Regions from separate parts of the Homo sapiens genome. Here region 1 is linked to region 2. Evidence: chromatin loops called from intact Hi-C (ENCODE). Cell type or tissue: CD14-positive monocyte. All regions are shown on one strand. Links, peaks and the distances in the headings refer to the core of each region. The heading gives the core; the rest is flanking DNA. Region 1 has its middle 15 kb from the start of LYPD3. Region 2 has its middle 7.6 kb from the start of LYPD5.

What was found. Hi-C counts contacts between places; a loop is a spot of excess contacts. Peaks named below come from ENCODE experiments on the same cell type or tissue, not always from the same donor. Only the 100,000 strongest peaks of a DNase experiment are listed, where the experiment ranks them.
Region 1: a loop joins it to region 2, with 2.8 times the contacts of the local background. A loop is called at or near these places in 6 of 110 quality-filtered maps.

The regions. Positions count from the first base shown.
Region 1 is chr19:43,445,745-43,455,502 of GRCh38, reverse strand. No RefSeq gene overlaps it. Among named protein-coding and RNA genes, the nearest start is that of LYPD3, 15 kb to the left of the region's middle. In CD14-positive monocyte, for the core only: CTCF peaks have their summits at 8,111 and 8,311 (motif pointing left); DNase peaks (open chromatin) are centred at 4,812 and 8,292.
Region 2 is chr19:43,805,125-43,814,882 of GRCh38, reverse strand. It overlaps a transcript of LYPD5 not described here. Among named protein-coding and RNA genes, the nearest start is that of LYPD5, 7.6 kb to the right of the region's middle. In CD14-positive monocyte, for the core only: CTCF peaks have their summits at 4,688 and 4,889 (motif pointing right); a DNase peak (open chromatin) is centred at 4,902.

The DNA of each region.
Region 1 (9,758 bases), core at 852-8,851, 360 kb after region 2:
CAGTAGTGTTTGGAATAACAAAACATTAGGAATAACCTAAATGTTTATCAGGAGGGAACTGGTTATGCTTATGATGGTGTGCTCACACAGTTTGATGCTTTATGGGCATTATAAAAATAAAATGAGCTAGGTGCAGTGGTTCACGCTTGTAATCCCAGCACTTTGGGAGGCCGAGGCGGGTGGATCACCTGAGGTCAGGAGTTCAAGACCATCCTGGCCAACATGGCGAAACCCCCTCTCTACTAAAAATACAAAAAGTAGCTGGGCGTGGTGGTGGGTGCCTGTAATCCCAGCTACTTGGGAGGCAAGGCAGGAGAATTGCTTGAACCCAGGAGGTGGAGGTTGCAGTGAGCCAAGATCACGCCACTGCACTCTAGCCTAGGTGACAGAGTGAGACTCTGTCTCAAAAATAAATTAATTAAATAAAATAAATAAAACCAGGCACATCTATTTGTATTAATGTGGAAAGATCTTGAAAATAATGTTAAGTAAAATGAAAGATAAGATACAGAACAGTGTACCACTATTGTGTAAAAAAAAAAATCTGTGTGTAAATGCTTGTATATGCCTAGAACATGTCAAGAAATACCCACAAGGCAATAAATACCATTGCCTCTGGAAAGGGAATTGGGTGGCCATGGGATGGGGGTGGGAGGAAACTTTTCCATCCTTCCCCTCTGTGTGATGTTGGATGAGTCACATGTCTCCTCTGAGCCTCAGTTTCCCCATTTGGAAAGGGAGGGTCATAAAATGAGAGACTAGAGTTCTCCTTCCAGAGCCTGGCACACTGGAGATGCTTGTTGAAGAGAGGCTCTCCTGGCCGGGCACGGTGGCTCACACCTGTAATTCTAGCACTTTGGGAGGCCGAGGTGGGAGGATAGCTTGAGCCCAGGAGTTCTAGACCAGTCTGGACAACATGGTGAAACCTCGTCTCTAAAAAAAGTACAAAAGTTAGCCAGGCGTGTGGTGGCACGCGCCTGTAATCCCAGCTACTCAGGAGGCTGGGGTGGGAGGATCGCTTGATCCCCGGGAGGTTGAGGCTGCAGTGAGCTCTGATCATGACATTGCACTCCAGCCTGGGTGACAGAGCAAGACCTTGTCTCAGAAACAAAACAAAACAAAAAACCCCACAAAAACCAAACCAAACCAAACAAACAAAAAACAAGAACAAAGAGAGGCCCTCCTCCTACATCCATTCTCCTGGTCTGGGACTTCACAGGGAACTCACCCCAACTTTCTGCTTTTCCAGTGATGAAGAATCCAGTAGCAGTGACAGCCACTAGTCTATAGCCCATAGTGCAAGGGGATTTTTCCAACTCCCTGGCAATCTGGGGCAAGAAAGAGGAAAATCTTTTCCCACATCTCTTCACTTCCACCCACACCGTCGTTCTTGGGACCAACTGTGGGTTTTCCCTTCAGTATTCTCAAGAATCACTAGCATTCTCTCTTTACTGAGACCTCTGGGGGGAGTAGGATTGGACCACCAAGGGCTCACACTCACCCAGCCCAAGGAATGACCATGTAGGAACCCATCTCTGCTCTCCTTGCAAGGAGCCCGATGGCTGGGGTTCAAATCCCTGCTCCTGCTCTAGCTCGTGACTTTGGACAAGCCCCATCATCTTTCTGTGCCTCAGTTTTCTCATCTATAAAATGGCAATGGCTGGGTGTGGTGGCTCACACCTGTAATCCCAGCACTTTGGGAGGCTGAGGCAGTTGGATCACTTGAGGTCAGGAGTTCGAGACCAGCCTGCCCAACATGGTGAAACCCGGTCTCTACTAAAATACAAAAATTAGCCAGGCGCGGTGGTGTGCACCTGTAATCCCAGCTACTTGGAAGGCTGAGGCAGGAGAATTGCTTGAACCTGGGAGGCAGAGATTGCAATGAGTCAAGATTGCACCATTGCACTCCAGCCTGGGTGACAAGAGCGAGACTCCGTCTCAAAAATAACTAAATTAAAAAATGTGGTTGCTAGAAAAAAAATTTTTTTTTGAGACATGTTCTCGTTCTGTCACCCAGGCTGGAGTACACTGGTACGATCACAGCTCACTGCAGCCTCCACCTCCTGGGCTCAAGCAATCCTCCCACCCCAGCCTCCTGAGTAGCTGGGACTACAGGCATGTTCCACCATACCTGGCTAATTTTTGTATTTTTTTTTGTAGAGATGGGGTTTTGCCATGTTACCCAGGCTGGTCTCGAGCTTCCGAGCTCAAAAGATTCTCCCACCTCGGCCTTTCAAAGTGCTGGGATTACAATCATGCACCACCGTGCCTGGCCAGAAAATTTATTTTTAAAATTTATTTATTTTTCTTTTGAGATGGGTTCTTGCTTTGTCACCCAGGCTGGAGTGCAGTGGTGCGATCACGGCTCATGGTAACCTTGAACTCCTGGGCTCAAGAGATCCTCCTGTCTCAGGCTTCTGAGTAGATGGGACTACAGGTGTGCACACCGTGCCCAGGTAATTTTTAAAAGTTTTTTTTGAAGAGATGGAATCTCACTATGTTGCTCAGGCTGGTCTTGAACTCCTGGCCTCAAGCACTTCTCCCTCCTTGGCCTCTGAAAGTTCTGGGATTCCAGACGTAAGCCACTGCACCCAGCCAACCTTTGTTGTTTTGAGTCACTGAATTCTGGAGCTGTTTGTCACTGCAGCATAACTTAGCCAATCCTGACCGATACATTCCCTCATCTCCTTCCCTTGTTTTGCAATTGGAATCATTTACAAACTGGTGAAGTCCTCCTACTGACTATAACCCTGTTGTGACTCCCCAGCACTCGCAGGGTAAGATTCCAATGCCCTACCATGGCTTACAAGCCCACACAGGAACTGGTGACTGCTGCATGCTTGCCTTTAACCCCTCCCTACCCTCTGCTTCCTTTCACATTCCAATGACACTGAACTTTTCAGTTCAGAAAAGTTCAGTTCAGAAAAGTTTGAGCATCAAACTCTTCTGCTCACTCCCAGACCTTTGCAGTTGCTGTTCCTTCTGCCTGGAATGCTTTTCCATTGTCCTTCCGTCTCTACCTGGTGACACCTACTCTTTCTTTAAGACTTAGCTTGGATGTCCTCTCCATCAGGTATCTTTCCTGACCACCAGTCTGGGTCACATGCCTCATTTGGGGCTTCCCCCATTATTGTTTTGATCACTTGGGATTGTTGCTATCTGGATGTATTGGTCTGGTCTCACATTGCTATAAAGATTCTACCTGAGGCTGGGTAATTGATAAAGAAAAGAGGTTTTTATTTTTTTAATTTATTATTTTTTTTGAGACACAGTCTTGCTCTGTTGCCCAGGCTGGAGTGCAGTGGCACAATCTCGGCTCATTGAAACCTCCGCCTCCCGGATTCAAGTGATTCTCCTGCCTCAGCCTCCTGAGTAGCTGGGATTACAGGCGTGTGCCACCATGCCCAGCTAATTTCTGTATTTTTTAGTAGAGACAGGGTTTCACCATGTTGGTCAGGCTGATCTTGAACTCCTGACCTCATGATCTGCCTGGCTCGGCCTCCCAAAATGCTGGGATTACAGACATGAGCCATCATGCCTGGCCTTTATTTATTATTATTTTTTTTAATATAAGGTCTTACTCTGTTGTCCAGGCTAGAGTGCAGTAGAGAGAAGTTGGCTCAGTGTAACCTCCACCTCCCGGGTTCAAGCAATTCTCCTGCCTCAGCCTCCCAAGTAGCTGAGGTTACAGGTGTCCGCCACCATACCTGGCTAATTTTTGCATTTTCAGGAGAGATGGGGTTTCACCATGTTGGCCAGGATGGTCTTGAACTCCTGACCTCAGATGATCTGCCTGCTTTGGCCTCCCAAAGTGCTGGGAGTACAGGTTTGAGCCACTGCGCCTGGACTGAAAAGAGGTTTAATTGACTCACAATTCTGCATGGCTGAGGAGGACTCAGGAAACTTACAATTATGGCAGAAGGTCAATGGGAAGTAAGGCATGTCTTACATGGCGGCAGCAGAGAAAGAGAGAGAGAGACAGAGAGAGAGAGAGAGAGAGCAAAGGAAATTGCCACTTTTTTTTTTTTTTTTTTTTTTTTTTGAGACAGAGTCTCGCTCTGTCGCCCAGGCTGGAGTGCAGTGGCGGGATCTCGGCTCACTGCAAGCTCCGCCTCCCGGATTCACGCCATTCTCCTGCCTCAGCCTCCCAAGTAGCTGGGACTACAGGCGCCCGCCACTACGCCCGGCTAATTTTTTGTATTTTTAGTAGAGACGGGGTTTCACCGTTTTAGCCGGGATGGTCTCGATCTCCTGACCTCGTGATCCGCCCGCCTCGGCCTCCCAAAGTGCTGGGATTACAGGCGTGAGCCACCGCGCCCGGCCGGAAATTGCCACTTTTAAACCAACAGATCTCGTGAAACCTCCCTCATCAGCACAAAAACAGCATGTGAGAAACCGTCCCCATGATCCAATCACCTCCCACCAGGTCATTCCCTCACACATGGGGATTACAATTTGAGATGAGATTTGGGTGGGGACATGGAGCCAAACCATAACACTGGAAGATGTGTCTGTCTCTGCCCCTGGACTTTGAGTCTCCTGAGGGAAGGGCTGGGGCTATGTTGTCAGTGCCACACACACATCTCAGGGCTGGGCACAGAGGAGGGTTTCAATTATAGTTTGTCGAATGAATAGTGCATGACTTCAGATGTTAGGCAGATCTGTTCATCACAGGATTTCTGAGAAGCAAGGGTGCTGTCTCTTTCTCTTCTCTGCACTTTTTTCCTGACAGGCTTTCTGGAGAACTGAGACTTGAGAGCTGGCACAGTTTGTTCCTGGAGGCCAGCTCTATGCTGCAGGGAAGCGGTTGTGGTTTCTGTGGAAAGTCCCAGAGCAATTCATTTCTTCTTGGTTCCTCCAACCAATCAATCCAATCCAAATTCCTTTGCTGACTCAACACTTTCCCAAATTTTTATTTTTACTTTTGCACAGATGTTTAAAATGAATTATTTAAAACATAGAGAAGTTAAAATAATCTTACAGTGAACACTCATATATACCCATCACCTAGATTCTATTTGTATGATTATTATTATTATTTTTGAGACAGAGTCTCACTTTGTCACCCAGGCTGGAGTGCAGTGGTGTGATCTGGGCTCACTGCAACCTTCACCTCCCAGGTTCAAGCGATTCTCCTGCCTCAGCCTCCTGAGTAGCTGGGATTACAGGTGCCCACCACCACGCCTGGCTAATTTTTGTATTTTTAGTAGAGATGGGGTTTCACCATGTTGGGCAGGCTGGTCTTGAACTCCTGGCCTCAAGTGATTCATCCGCCTTGGCCTCCCAAAATGCTGGGATTACAGGGGTGAGCCACCGTGCCCAGCTCTATTTTTATTTTATCTTTGGACACAGGGTCTCACTCCCATAGCCCAGCCTGGAGTGTAGTGGTGCAATCTTGGCTCACTTCAGCCTCGACTTCTGTGGCTCAGGTGATCCTCCCACCTCAGCCTCCTGAGTAGTTGGGACTAGGGGCATGTGCCACCACGCCTGGCTAATTTTTTTTTTGTAGAGATAGATAGGATTTCGCCCTGTTGCCCAGGCTGGTCTCGAACTCCTGTACTCAAGCCATCTGCCTGCCTTGGCCTCCCAAAGTGCTGGGATTACAGGCATGAGCCACCGTGCCTGGCCCCATCACCTAGATTCTAAATTAATTAACATCTTACTCAACTTGCTTTATCAAGTATTTACCCACCTTTCCATCCATCTATCCATCACTCCTTCTTGCCTTTTCAATGCATTTCAAAGTAAGTTGAAAAGCATATTTATTTAGTTTCTCCTCTTCAGGTAAAATTTACATATGCTGAAATGCACAAAACTTAAGCACATTGTTAGAGGAATTCTGACAAATGTGCAGGCCCGTGCCGCCAAAATCCTTATCTTGAATCAGAACATCACCATCACTCCAGAAGGTTGTCTCCCATCCCTTCCCAGTCAGTCCCTGGGTTTCAGAGAGGAATGTAGTGGGTGGGGTGGGAAGAGGAGGCAGAGGTTAGGCCTAAACCTTGAAGGGCCTCATAGGCCACAATAAGAAATACAATAACAATACAAATAGAACACTATGCTGGATGTTTTTCTTTTTTCTTTTCTTCCCTTTTTTTTTTGAGACAGGGTCTCACTCTGTTGCCCAGGCTGTAGTGCAGTGGTACAATCATAGCTCACTGCAGCCTCAAACTCCTAGGCTCAAGCCATCCTCCCTCCTCAGCCTTGGAAATAACTGGAATTACAGGTGCATGCCACCATGCCAGGCTAATTAAAAAAAAATTTTTTTTTTGTAGAGATGAGTCTCATTATGTTGTCCAGGCTGGTCTCGAACTCTTGGCCTCAAGTGATCTTCACACCTCAGCTTCCCAAAGTGCTGGAATTACAGGTGTGAGCTGCTGTGCCCGGACTATGCTGGATATTTTTTGTTTGCCTCTTCAGGTCCACTCTCCACCTCTCCCCGCCATACTCCTGGGAGTCTGACCATACCTTGGGATCAGCATGAACCACAATGAGCTTTCTGAACCTCTAGCTTTCTGCATCGGTTTGCCCAATGGGGAGACACTGGCAAGAAACTGGAGGGTGGGTATTTATTTCCCCAACTCCCTTCTTGATGTACGGTTGCCTTGGGCTGCCTGTATCTTTCTACCCACTGCCTCCACCCTTGTAAATAGACTCCTTTTTTTTTTTTTTTTTTTTTTTTTTTTTAGACAACAGTCTCTCTCTATCACCCAGGCTGGAGTGCTGTCAGTGGCGCCATCTCGGCTCACTGCAACCTCCGCCTCCTGGGTTCAAGTAATTCTCCTACTTCAGCCTCCTGAGTAGCTGGGATTACAGGCGGGCGTCACCACGCCTGGCTAATTATTGTATTGTTAGTAGAGATGGGGTTTCACAATGTCGGCCAAGCTAGTCTCAAACTCTTCACTCAGATGATCCGCCAGCTTTGGCCTCCCAAAATGCTGGGATTACAGGCGTGAGCCAGTGTGCTCAGCCCGATACTTACTTTTAATTACATGTAGATTAAGGCGCGGTTTATGCAGAAATTTCTAGGGAAGGGGTAATGACTTTTGGCTTGTGGGGTTATTGGCATGGAAAGGGGCAGTAACTCCCAGGTGTTGCCATGGCAACGGTAAACTGACGTGGCATACTGGTGGGCGTGTATTATGGGAAACTGCTTAGCTAGTCCTCAATTTGGTCCCATACCCAAGTCCCACCTCTGGAGGTGAGTCCAGCCTCCCACCTCAAAAACAGTGGCATTGGCCAGGCGCGGTGGCTCACGCCTGTAATCCCAGCACTTTGGGAGGCCAAGGCAGGCAGATCTCTTGAAGTCAGGAGTTTGAGACCAGCCTGGCCAACATGGTGAAAACCCATCTCTACTAAAAATACAAAAAAAATTAGTCAGGCCTGGTGGCGGGCCTGACTAATCCCAGCTACTCAAGAGGCTGAGGCAGGAGAATCGCTTGAACCCAGGAGGCGGAGGTTGCAGTGAGCCGAGACCATGCCGCTGCACTCCTGCCTGGGCAACAGAGTGATACTCTGTCTCGAACTCCCCCCACAACAAAAAAACAAAACAAAAAAGCCCCCCAAGCCCCAGAAAAACAAACAAAAAACAGTGGCATCTTGGTGGGGCGCGGTGGCTCATGCCTGTAATCCCAGCACTATGCGAGGCTGAGATGGGAGGATCACTTGAGCCCATGAGTCTGCCCAGCTTGGGCAATATAGCGAGACCCCATCTCTGCTAAAATACAAAAATTAGCTGAGTGGTACGCACCTGTGGTCTCAGCTACTAGGGAGTTTGAGTGCTCACCTAGCAAGCTAAAGTGCAGTAAGATAATCCAGAATGCAAGTACCACTCTAGTGACAACCATCATCACTAGTGTCATCAAGGGCACTTCATATAAAAGTGCCAGTGTGCATCAGGGATAAGAGTGAGACAACATCCACTGGTTCACGGTGAACCGATGAAACAAGAACAACAATTAGGAATTTATTAGGATCAACAGGACTATCCTAAATATCAGCAGTAAATTAGCACATCACAAGAAACTCATGAACATGGGTTAACAAAATGAACCACTGATAAGCCAACTTTTCTGTGTCAAAAGGTGGGAGGTTCACTTGAGCCCAGGATGACGAGGCTGCAGAGAGCCGAGATTGCGCCACCGCACTCCAGCCTGGGTGACAGAGCAAGACCCTGCCTCAAAACAAACAAACAAAACAAGAACAGTGGCACCTTAACTGTTAATTATACGAGAAACTGGGAGCTCCTGTAGGGTTTTCACCCTGCAAGTCAGATTGGTGTTTTCCATGCGCCCTCTGGCGGCTTGGAGCAGCAATGTCAGCTAAGCATCAGCATCCAGCCCCTGGCTGGACTCTCGGAAAGTACTACTGCTATTTGGCGAATGCACTTGCACCAACATTCACCTAAATCTGCAGCAGACACAGGGACAAAGCTCTGTCTGGGTTTCCAGGACATCTTCTCAGAGGTCGTGATGGATAAGACCAGGAGCGGGATCTTAAATAACAAGGAGCACGTGCAGAGGCCTGAGCGAACATGCCTTGTGTCCGGAACTGGGTGCAGCAACCTGGGAGAGAGCAGGGAGATGAGGCTGGGGAATTAGGTCAGGCCCATTTGGGAAAGAACCTTGGCATTGGGACTTTGTGCTGTAAACCAGTTTGGAGATTGTGAACCATCAAGCTTCAAAGACAAAATTGGAGGGTCAAGCATTAAGGATGTCAACTTTTTATTTTGTTAGTAGGGTCTTAAAAAAACAACTATTCTTATTCATTCTAAAAGCTTTTAATGAACACCTACTGTGTGTTAGGGAATGTTCTGGGCAGGATCTGAGTCTGCATTGCTCACTATTGTATACCCTCAGAGTCTAGAGTCATGGAAAGGCCCCAAAAGAAGGGATGAATGAAATGAAAGATCATTGCTAAAGCAAGGTCAGGGTGGAGATGAACTGCCAGGGGTGAGTCCAAGCTGGGTGAGATTGTGGATGAGTTTGGAGACAGAAAAGAATAAAGGTGAAAGTGCTTAGTCCGGCCAGGCGTGTTGGCTCATGACTGTAATCCCAGCACTTTGGGAGGCTGAGGCAGGCAGATCATGAGGTCAGGATTTCGAGACCAGCATGGCCAACATGGTGAAACCCCACCTCTAATAAAAATACAAAAATTAGCCAGGCGTGGTGGCAGGTGCCTGTAATCCCAGCCCCTCGGGAGGCTGAGGCAAGATAATTGCTTGAACCCGGGAGGTGGAGGTTGCAGTAAGCCAAGATTGCCCCACTGCACTCCAGCCTGGTGACAGAGCAAGACTCTGTCTCAAAAAAAAAAAAAAGAGAAAGTGTTCAGTCCTTGAACTGTCAAAAGACAAAATCACAACAAATTTGCTTATAGATTCCCTCCCACCTCAGCCTCCCAAATAGCTGGGATTACAAGTATGCACCATCATGCCTGGCTAATTTTTATGTCTTTACAAAAGATACATGTTGGCCAGGCTGGTCTCGAACTACTGACCTCAAGTGATCCACCTGCCTTGGCCTCCCAAAGTGCTGGGATTACAGGCATGAGCCACTGTGCCCAGCCTGCTTAAAGATCTTAACTGGTTATTATTTGTGATTTTAGAATTGGGCAACATCGAATTATAAGAGACAGAATGAGTATTCTGATGAGTCGAGCAAAAGAGGTTGGTTTTATAGACAGAAAGGGCAGAGACTGCAGAAACAGAGAAGAAAAAGTGTATTGGCCATTTCAAAATTACTTTCCTTGTAAAGGTTAAA
Region 2 (9,758 bases), core at 562-8,561:
TACCTGTCATGAGTTGGGTATCTAACCCACTAAGTCATAGTGCGATTTGGGCACAGTATTAATTCATTGTAAGAGATCTAGATGGCACAAAAGAGTTACACACACAGACAGCTCAGACTCTCATGTCACTGACCTTGGTTGCAGCTATGTTGTTCCTTTAATTCACATTCATGACATCATATGAAGATTTTCCTGTAGAATATTAAGGAAGAAAAGGTCTGGCTCACAGATGGATCAGTGTGACTGATGTATTTTGGAAGCTGAACCTAAATTATCATATTACGGGACCACTACTCAGAGGTGGGTCCTACAGGCAGTGGTGAAGGTAAATCCTGGTGTACAGAGCTGTGATTGGAGATCTTCACTTCATTTGTTTGTTTGTTTGTTTTAGAGACAGGTCTTTCTCTGTTACCCAGGCTGGAGTGCAGTGGCAGGATCATAGCACACTGCAGCCTCAATCTCTTGGGTTCAAGTGATTTTTTCATTTCAGCCTCCCCAGTAGCTAGGACTACAGGTGTGCACCACTACACCTGCTAATTTGTTTTGAATGTTTTGTAGAGATGGGGTCTCCCTATGTTGCCCAGATTGATTTTGAACTCCTGGGCTCAAGCCATCGTCCCGCCTGAGACTCATAAAGTGCTGGGATTACAGGCTGAGCCACCACACCTGGCCCCTTCACTTAAATTGGAGTGAGATGTGGCCCAATGTGCAGATATACATGGGCTCCTGGGAAATGGCCCATGGCTTTCTGTTTGGTCAGGATCTTGTAAGGAATGAGACTGGAAGCTCAGGGGCAAGTAGGTCTAGGAAGAAGTATGTGGATACATTTATGGGCGTACATACAAAATGCATGCATATATGTGTCTCATCCTAATTCCTACTAAAAATAATCCTTGGTTGGGCACAGTGGCTCATGCCTGTAATCCCAGCACTTTGGGAGGCCGTTGCAGGCAAATCACTTGAGGTCAGGAGTTCGAGACCAGCCTGGCCAACATGGTGAAACCCCATCTCTGCTAAAAATACAAAAATTAGCCGGGCTTGGTGGTGTGCACTTGTAATCCCACCTACTCAAGAGGCTGAGGCAGGAGAATCACTTGAACCCGGGAGGCAGAGGTTGCAATGAGCCAAGATTGCACCACTGCGCTCCAGCCTGGGCAACAGAATGAAACAGCGTCTCAATAAATAAATACATAAATACACAAATAAATACAACAATAATCCCCACAAAGAAAGCTCTTAACAACAGGGATGATCCATCCCATGAAAGTAAGTCAGTCCATCTCCTCAGCCAGCCCCATGCTGGTTCAATGGTCTCATGAACAGAGTGGCCATGGTGGCAAGGGTGAAAGCTATGCCTGTGTGTTAGTCTGTTTGGCATTGCAATAAGGGAATGCCGGAGTCTAGGTAATTTATAAGGAAAGAAGGTTATTTGGCTCACAGTTCTGCAGACTGTACAAAAAGCATAGTGCCAGCATCTGCTTCTGGTGAGGCCTCAGGAAGCTTACAATCATGGTGGAAGACGAAGGGGGAACAGGTGTGTCACATGGCAAGAGAGAGAGCGAGAGAGAGACGGTGGAGTTCCCAGACTTTTTAACAACCAGATCTTGCATAAACTCATTACTGTGGGAGGGCACCATGCAGGGGCTACCTTTCACTGAAACTAATCAAGTTACCGCCGCTACTGAGTACCCAATCTGCTAGCAGCAGAGGCTGATCCTGAGCACTTGATATGCAACTGCTTCTCAAGGAGACCAGCCAGCTACCTCATAGTAACGTAATTACACAAGACATCTCCTGAATGGGGCAGGAATTTATTCTTACAGTGTCCTTAATATCTTTATGAGGTCGGAGGTGGGACTTGATTCCGGAGGTGGGGCTCAGACACCAGACCTAATTGAGGACCAGCTAAAACAGGGCCTGGGTGGAAGCAGCTTTCCATAAGACACTCCCGCCAGTGTGCCATGTCAGTTTACCATTGCCATGGCAATACCCGGAAGTTACCACCCATTTCCATGGTGATGACCTAGAAGTTACCACTCTTTTCCTAGAAATGTCTGCATCATCTGTCCCTTAATTTGCGTGTAGTTAAAAGAGTATAAATTTGACTGCAGAACTGCCTTTGAGCTCCAAGAAATCTGGTTAAATGTTGTGGCTCAAACCTACGATTTCCTTGTGGGTAAAAATGAATGTTTTTAAATATTTTAATTAGTTGGCCTTGTAGGTCTTCCCTGCATGTTCTTTATCACTGTCACAATTATTGTGTGAATGTGAGATGAACGATCAAGTTTCAAGTTATTTAGCCCTTTAAAAATAGTCTGAAAAGAAGGGAAGGGAAGAATTGAATTGGAGAAAGACCCTTGCCTATGCCAGAATTTATATTTAGGAGTGAAGCAAAAGATGTCTGCAACTTGCTTTTAATGGTTCAACAGTAATAGACAAATAATAGATGATAAAGATGATAATGATGATAGATAGCTGGATGGATGGATAGATAGATGATAGATTGATAGATAGATAGATAGATAGATAGATAGATAGATAGATAGAAAAAATAACCACAAATCATTCCCCTCCCTCTATCCACACCTTTTGTTAGTGTCCTTCTGCACTGACTCTGGGATACCCTGGTGACTTGCTGTGGCCAATGGGACATGGGACATTAGCAAACATAACATAAGCAAAGGCATGAAAAGCACCTGCTTATTAGGGGTTGCTCTTTTTTGCTCCCCTTTGGAACGTTGCAACTCCCATGTGATAAAGTTCAAGCTAGCCATTTGGAGGAGAACTGAGGCCTGCCTGACAGCCAGTCTTGTGAGTGAGACCATTCTGGGTCATCCAGCCACCACCCAACCCTCCAGCTGACCACAAGCACATGACAGAGCCCAGCAGAAATCAGTCAAGCCAGCCCATATCAGAAGAACAACCCAAGAGACACACAGGATTTGGAGAGGGGTAAAATGCTTGATGTTTTAAGCCCCTACATTTTGCTTGTGGTTTCCTATGCACCAGAGGCTGACACAGAAGATAGAGATAGAATAAGCAAATATGGCAAATGTTGACAATTTTGATCCACATAATTGCTATATGGATGATCAATGAGTCTTCCTGCCTGCCTTCCTCCCTCCCTCCCTCCCTTCCTTCCTTCCTCCCTCCCTCTCTCCTTCCCTCTTTCTTTCTCTCTTTCCTTCTTTCTTTCTTTCTTTCTTTCTCCCTTTGTCACCCAGGCTAGAGGGCAGTGGCGTGATCTCTGCTCACTGCAACCTCCGCCTTCCAGGTCCAAGCCATTCTCCTGCCTTTGCCTCCCAGGTAGCTGGGATTATAGGTGCCCACCACCACATCAGGCTAATTTTTGTATTTTTAGTAGAGACAGAGTTTCGCCCTGTTGGCCAGTCTGGTCTTGAACTCCTGACCTCAGGTGATCTGCCCGCCTTGGCCTCCCAAAGTGCTGGGATTACAGGCGTGAGCCACCGTGCCCAGCTGATGAGCTAATTTTTCAACACTTTCATACCTTTAAATTTGTTTGCAATAAAATTTAGAAAAATCACCTTTATTTTCATGATGTCACGTTTCTCAACTATTCCATGTTATCCATTTTTTTTTCCCTCAATCTCCTGGGCTCAAGCTGTCATAGTCATCCTGCCTCAACCTCCCAAATGCTGGGATTACAGGCATAAGCCATGGCACCCAGCCCCATGTCATCCTATATTTCAAAGTTAATCTGTGAAACCTTGCTTATATCAAGTTAACTCAAAATATTCACCTCTCACCTTTTATTTAGAGCCTTCTCCAGGCTCTAAATAAAATATAAATACAAAGGATATTTAATAATTCTTTATGAACATATTTTAAAGCTGTATTAGAAACTACACAAATGCTGCCAAAGAAAGGTGTTTGATCACGCTGTGGGTGGTCTGGTATATATTTACTATTATTTAAAAAATATTTTTCTGTTAGGCTGGGCGCAGTGGCTCACGCCTGTAATCCCAGTCCTTTGGGAGGCCGAGGCAGGTGAATCACCTAAGGTCAGGAGTTCAAGACCAGCCTGGCCAACGTGGTGAAACCGCATCTCTACTAAAAGTACAAAGAATTAGCCAGGCGTGGTGGCAGGCCCCTGTAATCCCAGCTTACTTGGGAAGCTGAGGCAGGAGAATCACTTGAACCCAGGAGGCAGAGGTTGCAGTGAGCCAAGATCGCTGCATTCCAGCCTGGGCAACAGAGCGAGACTCTGTCCAAAAAAAAGAAAGAAAGAAAGAAAAACGGAAAGAAAGGAAGGGAAGGGAAAGAAAGGGGAGAGGAGGGGAAGGGAGGGGAGGGGAGGGGAGGGGAAGGGAGGGGAGGGGAGGGGAGGGAACGGAAGGGAAGGGTAGAAACTAGCAAAATTAGCCAGGCACAGTGGCATGCAACTGTGGTCCCAGCTACTCAAGAGGCTGAGGAGGGAGGATCACTTGAGCCCAGCAAGTTGAAGCTGCAGTGACCCATGATGATGCCAGCGCACTCCAGCCTGGGTAACAGAGAAAGACCCTGTCTAAAAAAAACACACGACTATATAACATCAGTAGCAAGACAAGCATGTTTACTCTCATTAATTCTATTCAATCATGTACTGGGAGTTCTAGCCTATACAATAAGGCAAGAAAAAGAAAAAAAAGGCATAAAGATTGGAGAGGAAAAAGTAAAATGGATTTTGTTTTGCAGATGCCATGATTCTACTGTCACCATGTGCAGTTGTTCATGTTGGGCACTGCACAAGAACACTACACCTAAGGAGGTGCTATTCATATCACAGACATCTTTACTATTTTGAAAACAACTTTTTGAAAATTATTATGTATTGTGCATGCTATTGACGGTTGCAAAAGTGATTTACAATTTATTGCAACTATGTTCCAGCAGATGGCAGTAAAGTGTCTTGTTCCAAGAGGGTTGGTAGCTACCATTCTACTTCCATATACTAAGGAGACATTGGTTTTGAAATGGAAAGACGTGTTGATTTTATGTCATTTAAAATAGTCTGTGCTTCTAAACAATGAGCTGCTCTTCCACCTGATATGCAGAACATTTTGTTAAAGTCCCTAATGGTGCCAGCACATTGTCTGTATTCAGTATTTCATATTGCAGTTCATATTTTCATCTAATTATTTACTCTACCAGACTGGAATTGTTGAATTCTATGTTTAAATCTACAAGTCCTGGCCAGGCACAGTGGCTCACGCCTGTAATCCCAGCACTTTGGGAGGCCAAGGCGGGTGGATCACCTGAGGTCAGGAGTTGAAAACCAGAGTGACCAACATGGTGAAACCCTGTCTCTACTAAAAATACCAAAAATTAGCCCAGTGAATGAGCCGGGCGTGGTGGCAGTCGCCTGTAATCCCAGTTACAGAGGCTGAGGCAGGAGAATCGCTTGAACCCGGGAGGCGAAGGTTGCAGTGAGCCAAGATTTCGCCATTGCACTCCAGCCTGGGTGACAAGAACGAAGCTCTGTCTTAAATAAATAAATAAATCTACAAGTCCTTTCACTTGGCACAAATCACTGTATAATAATATCCGGTCAGGTGCAGTGGCTCACACATGTAATCCCAGCACTTTGGGAGGCTGAGGTGGGCAGATCACGAGGTCAGGAGTTCGAGACCAGCCTGCCAACGTGGTGAAACCAAGTCTCTACTAAAAATGCAAAAATTAGCCGGGTGTAGTGGCGGGCGCCTGTAATCCCAGCTACTCGGGAGGCTGAGGCAGGAGAATCACTTGAACCCGGGAGGTGGAGGTTGCAGTGAGCCGAGACCACGCCGTTGCACTCCAGCCTGGGTGACAGGGCAAGACTCTTGTCTCAAAACAACAACAACAATAACACAACAAACTAATATCCGGTTACCATTAATCATCCACAAAGAATGTGTGTGGGTTGAAATTAAAGAGTATTATGCAAGTCTGTTAATTATACTATTATAGTAGTTGCTTATTATTGCTTTAGAAATTTCATCAGTATAAAAATAAACTTATGAAAATTTAATGATTTGTTGCCTACATAGTATTGTAAGATGCTAAAATTCTAAGATAAAATATTAACCTTATTCGATGTCTATCAAGGACAAAAAATAATCAGGACCAGAAAATGGAAAGCTATTATGAAACAAAGTGGATCATTGAATGAATTTTTGAGAAAAACAAAGTTGCAAGGGGAAAAAATTTCCACAGCTGCTATTTTGGCAGAATGTAGCACAGATCCATTAATTATTGAGCAGAACAGACCATGAATTTACTCCTTCCACTTTTGGGTAAGCCAAGAAAAGAAAATTCAAGAAATAACTGGAAGACAGGAAAAATGGAGAATAAACGAACCCTTTAATTACATGTTCTTTTCGTCAATCCAGGTACCCAGCCACCTAATTTAAATATTAAACTCTTTAGATGTGAATATTTAAATATTAAACCCTTAAATTTAAACTCTTAAAAATTATTCACCTTAAATAAGAGCAGTTAGGCTGGGTGCAGTGGCTCACGCCTGTAACCTCAATGCTTTGGGAGGCTGAGGCCAGTGGATCAGTTGGGGTCAGGAGTTCGAGACCAGCCTGGCCAACATGGTGAAACCCCGTCTCTACTAAATATACAAAAATTAGCCAGGCGTGGTGGCAGACACCTGTAATCCCAGCCTCTCCGGAGGCTGAGACATAAGAATCACTTGAACCTGGGAGGCAGTGGTGAGTCAAGATCACGCCACTGCACTCCAGCCTAGGCAACAGAGTGAGACTCTGTCTCAAAAAAAAGAGCATTTAACTTCCAAAAGACAGTAACGGTAGACAGAAAAGTAGTTTCACATCAATTTTTTCAACTGAGGAATAAATGACCAGATCAGGTAACTTTGTTTAATCTCAAAGGATTCTGTAATTAATGTTTATTTCAAAGAGGTGGAAAAAATACACTGGAGATGGAGAAAAATACACTAAAACAAAGAAATGAGTAGAATGTGGTGGATGCTGTGATTTGCCACCAAGATCTCTTTAGGAATGAAGGACTCTGACAGCTGCTTCTGATGTCAGCCCCTTGGGCATTGCCTCAGCTGATCAGAACCCAGAAGCCCAGTGCCAGACCTCCCCCTGGGGTGCACTGAACCCTTGGATTGACTGAATCAGGACCCAATCTCACCCTCTGCTCAAAATCCAGTTTCCTTTGCCTCCTTTATGCAGCTATTGATCCCAAGGTCCTGCATGCTAATCTCAGCCTCACAATCTGCCTCCCAGGAGAGCCTAGCCTGCAACAACACAGGTGAGCACAGCTATCACAAATTATTTGAAAATTAGAAGGTGGGCCAGGCGCGGTGGCTCACACCTGTAATCCCAACTCTGGGAGGCCGAGGCAGGCGGATCACCTGAGATCAGGAGTTCGAGACCAGCCTGGCCAAAATGGTGAAACCCCATCTCTACTAAAAACACAAAAATTAGCTGGGCGTGGTGGCAGGCGCCTGTAAATTCAGCTACTACTCAGGAGGCTGAGGCAGGAGAATCGCTTGAACCTGGGACACGGAGGTTGCAGTGAGCTGAGATCACACCATTGCACTCCAGCCTGGGTAACAAGAGCGAAACTCTGCCAAAAAAAAAAAAGAAAAAGAAAAGAAAAGAAAAGAAAGAAAATGAGGTGAGGGGCACTTCCACAAGAGCGTGCAACATTCAAAATGATTTGATATAATAACCAAAAAAATTCAAAGCAGGGTCCCAAACAGATATTTGTACAGCCATATTCATAACAGCATTACTCACAATAGCCCAGAGGCGAAACAACCCCAGTGTCCATTGATGGAAGGATGAATGAATAAATAGAATGCGGTGTATCCACACAATGGGATATTGTTCAGCCTTTAAAAGGAAGGAAATTCTGACACATGCTACATACAACATGGTTATACCTTCGGGACATTATGCTAAGTGAAATAAGCCAGTCACTAAAGGACAAGTACTATATGACTTCACTTATATGAGTTATCTAGAGCAGCGGTCCTCAACCTTTTGAGCACCAGAGACTGATTGTGTGGAAGACAATTTTTCCATGGACCTGGGGAGTGGGGGATGGTTTCAGATGATTCAAGAGCATTACATTTATTGTGCGTTTTATTTCTATTATTATTACATTGTAATATATGATGAAATAATTATATAACTCACCATAATGTAGAATCAGTGAGAGCCCTGAGCTTGTTGGGTTTGTTTTGTTTTGTTTTGTTTTGTTTTGTTGAGACGGTGTCTTGCTGTGTCGCCCAGGCTGGACTGCAGTGGTGTGATCTCAGCTCACCACAAGCTCCGCCTTCCGTGTTCAAGGATTCTCTTGCCTCAGCCTCCTGAGTAGCTGGGATTACAGGCGTGCCCACTATGCCCAGCTAATTTTTATATTTTTAGTAGAGATGGGGTTTCACCATGTTGACCAGGCTCATCTTGAACTCCCGACCTCAAGTGATCCTCCTGCTTCAGCCTCCCAAAGTGCTAGGATTACAGATATGAGCCACCACGCTTGGCCCACTGAGCTTGTTTTCCTGCCACTAGATGGTCCCCTCTAGGGGTGATGGGAGACAGTGACAGATCATCAGGCATTATAATCTCATAAGGAATGCATAACCTAGATCCCTTGCATACGCAATTCACAATAGGATTCACGCTGCTATGAGAATCTAAGCCACTGATCTGACAGGAGACAGAGCTCAGGTGGTAGTACAAGTAATGGGGAGAGGCTGTAAATACAGATGAATCTTCCCTCCCTCACCCACCGCTCACCTCCTGCTGTGCGGCCCCGTTCCTAACAGGTACTGGTACCAGGCCCCGGGGGTTGGGGATCCCTGATCTAGAGTAGTCAAATTCACAGAAACAAAGTAGAATGATGCTTGCCAGGGGGTGTGGGGAGGAGGGATAGAAGAAAGGGGAGTTGTTTGATGGGTAAAGAGTTTCAGTTTTGCAAGATGAAAAGTTCTGGATATTGATTGTACAAAACATGAATACACTTGATACTACTGAACTGTAAAAGAAAATTAAGATCTGATTTGAAAGAAAGAGATATTGATGCTGCAGGAAGAATGCATGTGAAAACAACAAAAGAGGCCAGGTGTGGTGGTTCACGCCTGTAATCCCAGCACTTTGGGAGGCCGAGGCGGGTGGATCACCTGAGGTCAGGAGTTTGAGACCAGCCTGGCCAACATGGTGAAACCCTGTGTCTACTAAAAATACAAAAATTAGCCAGGCATGGTGGCAGGCACCTGTGATCCCAGCTACTTGGGAGGCTGAGGCAGGAGAATCACTTGAACCTGGGAGGCGGAGGTTCCAGTGAGCCAAGATGGCGCCACTGCACTCCAGCTTGGGCAACAGAGTGAGACTCGGTCTCAAAAAATAAAAATAACAAAATAACAAAAGAATATATTGGCATACAATCTGCATGATCCAATTTTTGACAAGGTCATGACTAGAGTTCCAAAAGAAAATTCACAATTCTGATAATGTGTGAAATAACATTTATGCAGAACATGAGGACTGGAAGCAAGGGATGACCCACATTACTTAGGGAATATCTTAAAACGCATTACAATTATGACTTGTTTGATTAATGGAATCATTTCCAATAAGGCAAGAAATACTAAATACTTCTCAACTATTTGGGCCACAAACCCTAGAAGGTACCCACATTTAGTAAACTGCTTATGAAAATCAAATATGAAAAAAAATTTTGAGAGGCCAGATGTTTGCAAACATGATTGGAAATGGAACCATGCGTGGAAACTGATGGAA